2 separate regions of the Homo sapiens genome follow, and region 2 is linked to region 1. A link is a loop called in an ENCODE intact Hi-C map of the cell type or tissue named here. Cell type or tissue: IMR-90. All regions are shown on one strand. Each heading gives the region's core, and the rest is flanking DNA. Links, peaks and the distances in the headings are about the cores only.

Region 1 (2,923 bases), core at 331-2,830:
GTCAATTAATTAAATGGTGGTCAAATAACAATACAAGAAAAATCAAATATTCTTTCAATGTTTTGTTTCTGTAAATAACACCTCCACCCACCCAGTTGCTCATCCTAAAGTTCATCCTTGACACCCTCTTTCCGTATCCCCAGTCTGCTCTCAGTCACCAAGGCCCACTCAATCTAACTCCCAAATGTCTCTCAAATATGCCAATTGTTTATGATACCCATTGCCACCACCCAAAGCCTCCTCTTTCTCCTGAACTGCTGACATAGCCACCTAATCAATCTCCCAGATCCACTCTTGCTGCCTTCAAGCCACTTTCCATACTGAAATAACAGGTCTCTTTCATAAAATGCAAGTCATATCAACCCTTGTCTTAAAACCCTCTAGTGGCCTCCCATTGTCCTTAAACACAGTGGGCTATAGTTTTTTCTTCTTTATATGGTTCTTGGGTTTTTTAATAAGTAAACTTAATTTTGTAAATACACAAGTTGTTTGGAAGTCAGTGAGTAACAGTGCAAAGATCCTATAATTTAAAGGCAAAGGACCTAGGTTCATGTCAAAGTTCCATCACTTAAAAGATGTATGACCTTGGGAAAGTTACTTAGCCTTTCTAATTTTTTTCTCATCAGTAAAATGGGTGTAATAACGATCCCCATATAACATATTGGTACAAAGAATAAATGAAATAATATATGTAAAAAAATTCTGCAACCTATAACCCATTATGCAAATGTTGCATAGTAACAATATCATCACCTAATAAGAAACATCTGCTAGCAGGTAAATGAAGAAAGCATTACTTAGGACATGAAAGAGTTAGCATGAACTAATAGTTGGGAAAAGCCCAAGTCCAAATACAGAAAAAAAAAATTTAATGAATTACTTTTAATATGCAGGAGATAAAGGAGTTCAAGACAGTGTAAAAAACGAGCCAAATGCTAAATATTTAAGGAGTGAGCAACATGAAAGATTAATCACTTACTTCTAAAGAACCTGAGATTGTACTATATTTTTTCTTCTTAATTTTTTTTATTTTACACCTTATTTGGAATATAGCACACTATTACTGATATTTTTTAATTACTTGTAAATATTTCAATATTATCGTCAGTATTGTGGGCAGGTGAGTATTATTTTTCTTTGAATGGGCTATTTTAAAACATTTACTGCATTGCTGACTATAATTTAATAATGCCTGAAGACAGATTTTTTTTCCTACAGGACTAATCCCCAATTCAATAATGAAATTCAGCAGGAAAATTTAGGGTTGCTTTAATGGAAATTAATTTTATGGCTTATAAAGAAAACAGAAATGCATTTACCTCATCAAACAAGAGACAAGTGTACTTGGAAAACCTTTTCTCCATGTGACATGAATACCAAGCAGGTTGAATTGATGAAGCAGCATTTAGCTAACCATGCTACTTTTCCTCTTTTATATTCTCTCTGCCTTTAATTCAGGTAACAGTGGAAAGCTGGAACTTGGCCATTTTCCTGCACAGTCCCCTTATGCAGAACCTTTTTCCGCTGAGGTGAAGGAATTCCTCTGCTGCCATCTAGTGCTTCTTAGAAAGACCTTTGCCAGTTTTAGTCAGATGGGTTGGTTTATATTTAGCTCCAAGTGTGGGATGGAGGGAAATGGGGGTGGGAATGGCAGAAAACTAAAACTTTTTTAGACTTTTTTTTTAAATCTATTGCATTAATTAGTAAGAGATTCTGAGTCACAGAGAACATTTATGGGCTTCTGAGCTAAATGTTTTATTTGCCTTTTTATATGAGCTACTTGAATACTGTATAAAGACTTGACAGAATTTCAAGTTCAAAAGATTGATGAGAGAGGTTGGGGTGAGCAGCCTCTCATTTCTTAAATTGTTCCATATAAGCATTTTTTAATGTACTGACATTCATAAAGCTGCTCAATCCAGAAGCCTGGGAGTCATCTTTGACATTTTCTTCTCCCTCATGGCTCCATCATCCATCCAACACAATAACACACACACAATAACACACAAACACAAATACACACACAAACTCTAAAAACGGTGGATTCCAGCTCCTAAAAGTCTCTCAAATCCATCAACTTCCTCGATTACCATTGACATTACACATGATATAACCTAAACATACTCATTAACATGAATTGGAATCATCCTTTACCCTCCTAATTTATCTCCTCATATCTAATATTCATGCAGCAACCAGAAATAACTTTGTTTAAAAAAAAACAAATGAAAAAATAAATTTGATCTATTGAAGTCCTGCTTAATATTCTTCAGTGATTTTTCTTTGATTTTAAGATAAATTCCAGACATTTTAACATAACCTAAAAATCTTTATGTGATCTGACCTCTGCCCAGATGATCTCCTGCCATTCTCCATCCATCCCTGTGTCACTGACACCAATCCTCTCTATTTATCCAAAGGACTAATCTTCTTATAGCCTCGGGGCCTTTGAACATGCTGTGCCCTGTGTCTATTCTGCATTCTGTCTTCTCACTAATCACAAGCCATCTTTATACTTTGTTACTTAATATCTATTTCTAGGCCAGGTGGGATGGCTCACACCTGTAATCCCAGCACTTTGGGAGGCTGAGGTGGGCAGATCGCTTGAGGTCAGGAGTTCAAAATCAGCCAGGTCAACATGGTGAAACCCTGTCTCTACTAAAAACACAAAAATTAGCCAGGCATGGTGGCTCACACCTGTAATCTCAGCTGCTACTTGGGAGGCTGAGGCAGGAGAATTGTTTGAACCCAGAAGGTGAAGGTTGCAGTGAGCCAAGATCGCACAACTGAGCTCCAGCCTGGGAGACAGAGTGAGACTCCAGCTCCAAAAAAAAAAAAAAACCCTATCTCTAAGCTCAAATTTTAAAGCCTATGAAGTCAGGTAACAAGTCTGTCTTATTCATTTCTATATTCAGGCCAAGAT
Region 2 (2,923 bases), core at 149-2,648, 500 kb before region 1:
GCATGTTAGGTTACGGAACTGATGGGGTTGGTGATTCATAGATGCATGGTGTGAGGGAAAAGAGCAAAAAGGGGAGGAAAGGGCAGAGAATAGATTTATGCTTTCTATTTTGTGGCTCAGAGTAACCCCAGTTGGGTGCTGCTTATCTGTCATGACTTGGTGACAAAGTTAATAAAAGGGAGTTCAAAGGAAGCTTCTGGGCTTTGCTGGCACAGCCTTTGATGAGTTTGTCCCCAGACCACGTTCAGAATGTGGTGAAGCCTAGCACTATGGAGCAGTCTGCAATTTGCCGTGTGAGCTTCAAGAAGCAGCACTGTCACCATCTTGTAGTTCCTGGTAACTGCTACTCATAGTCTGTCATGTTGAAGGAGTGCTCCATATGTCTGGAAGTGTGTGTTCTGACATTAGCTGCTAGGCCATTTGTTGTAATTCTGAGGCATGCCTGCATAGAATCATGACATTACACAGGATCTAGTATAAACCTCACTTTACTCTTTTGGAATAAAGTGATTGGATAGGACCCCATTGACAGGAATAAGAATCAATATGCTGCTGAGAAGGAACCCATGGTGTTGAAGATGTTGAAAAGACAACACAGTCAGTAACGTGGAGAAATGGCCTGGGTTCAAATCTTGGCTCTGACACTTGGTAGGTATGAGACCTTGGAGAAGTTTCTGAACCTCTCCATGCTTCAGTTTTATGAAGGTTTATTGTGTGGTTTAAATTAGAAAACATGCAAATATCTAACAATAGTGGGCAATGAGTGTACGGTAGTCCCTGTTCTGGCTTCTTTTGTGAGGAATGGTTGGGGAAGGGCAGGAGTAATTTTCTGGTAGATTATTAATAGCAAACTCATGTTCTTTGTGCTCTAATGTCACATTCTAATCTCTAGCAAGGTGCCTGGCACGTAGCAGTTGTTTAGTAAAGATGCTGAATAAACAAGTGAATAAATGGATTGTAATCCTATGGACATATCCCTGATAAAGTACTCTGGTACTACTGTAAAAGGAGTCTTGCCAGAATCACTCCAGCAAAAGAAAGGCAAAAAACAACAGTATATTTGTAAGTCATCCGTTTCACTTGACTTCTGGATGGCATTAAGAGTGGCATCATTGGGATCTTTGGCATTGTTCAATAATCTATATCTTCAAGGAATTGTTTGGCAGATGCAGCATTTCTCCCCTAGCCTGCTTCTCTACACTCTGCTTGGCTGAATAGCCCAACAAAGCTTGCTTTTGGGACCCAAGCCGTAATACTTTTCATAGCCAGTACAGGAGCAGTGAGTCAGCCATAGGAACTGAAGCCAAATGGACATGTGTTGAAGGAAAAGGATCAGGTAATCCATCAGTCACCTGGCATTTGCTCAAGTCTTCCGCACTGAGGGAGATGCTAAAGAAGGCAGGGTTCCTTCTCTCAAAGAGTTTATGACTCAGTTAGGGATAAAAGACTTTCAGAATGAAATAATACAAGAAAACCAAGGTAAAATGGCAATTAGAAATAAAAATAAGCCCACACTGAGTGAACACAAACTGATCATTGATGATGCAATCTTCTTTTATTCTCATGTCTAGAATGGGAGCCCTAAGATTCTACTTACTTGTAGACAGAGAAATTCGCATCTGACAGCAGGATTTGAAGTTGAGGCAAGGAAAGGTCCAGGTTCTGTTCCTTCTGACTGGAAAGCATGTCACTGTCTCTCACTGGTTATGAAAACAACAAGCTTCTGGTAGAATTGCCACAATGCATCATTCCTCTTTTTAATCCTTCCACCTACCCCAGGGCACTCATATAGTCTCCAAACTGCCCAGTGTACTGCTCTGTGACCCACTCCCACTTGAAGGGCTGCCCTCTTATATTTAGGTTCATTATCTCTCTCTGAACATTCAAAATGAAAGTGTGCCCCTGTCATAGTAGCACCTGTGACCTACTCCTTATCTTCTCAGGACCATACTCTTTGCAACATTGAGCATGCATATTTGGCATTAATCCGCAATAGTGACTCAATGATTTAAGATAATTCTCATTTTCACAGAAGCCTCCAACACCTTAGGCAGGAGGAGATATTTTGGGGCACAGCTTTGGTTGCAGGAGGGTTGATGTGAGTACCCTTCCAATTCAATCAAGGGAATGACTATTCCCTGCTTAACTCTGCCTTTAGCAGCCAAGACCCAGGACATTTAAGACCTACAGAGTTCTCAGGTCCTGAAAAAAATGTAGCTCCCCAATCTATCCCTGCCATGTGATTTAATATGAAAACGATATAAAAACTGAACAATAAGGAGGTACATGACTAATAATGTTTTAATCTTAACCATGGCAATTATTTTAATGCCTTGTTAAAATAAGTTTTTATATTTTTCATGCTCAGTTTGCCTGATGGAAAACCTAGCTAGCATCAAACAGACCTTATGGAGTGACTTGGAAGCCTAGTGTTGCCTTTAGAAGATCTGATGGCTCATATTATCACTGAGGGACTGGGTGTGGAAAGTTTACCAACCAACCCTCTGAAGCTGCTGAGCTCAGCCCGAAGGAAGGGATATTGCTGGCTTCACATTAACGTGGTCCCTACTGTGCAAGACCACAGGGTCTTTGCAGGCCTGTTTGACACTGATTTCTACACACTTTCATTCGGGTTTGAGGGCCACCTTGGCTATGTGGACCATGAAAAGAAGCTCATTCCTGCAGTCCCTAATCAGTAGGCTTTTTGCCTCTTTGGAGGCCCGAGCTTCTCAGCAACTATTCCAAAGCAATCAGTCATCACTGAATTAGACTGCCTCTGGGTCACACCACCTGTTGGGCCTTCGGTGGAGTCTGCTCAGCCTTCACTATTTTTCCAGGAAGCCATCTGTACAAGATTTTTTTAAAAAGTTAGGGGCTCCAGGAAGGCCCTGTTTCAACACAGCAGAGAATGATAGACATTTGT

Evidence for each region. Peaks named below come from ENCODE experiments on the same cell type or tissue, not always from the same donor. Only the 100,000 strongest peaks of a DNase experiment are listed, where the experiment ranks them.
Region 2: a loop joins it to region 1, with 6 times the contacts of the local background. A loop is called at or near these places in 2 of 110 quality-filtered maps.

The regions. Positions count from the first base shown.
Region 1 is chr11:109,937,833-109,940,755 of GRCh38, forward strand. No RefSeq gene overlaps it. Among named protein-coding and RNA genes, the nearest start is that of LINC02715, 120 kb to the left of the region's middle. In IMR-90, for the core only: a CTCF peak has its summit at 1,555 (motif pointing left); a DNase peak (open chromatin) is centred at 1,539; H3K27ac peaks cover 268 bases.
Region 2 is chr11:109,433,992-109,436,914 of GRCh38, forward strand. No RefSeq gene overlaps it. Among named protein-coding and RNA genes, the nearest start is that of C11orf87, 13 kb to the left of the region's middle. In IMR-90, for the core only: no CTCF peak of the experiment used is centred there; a DNase peak (open chromatin) is centred at 1,330.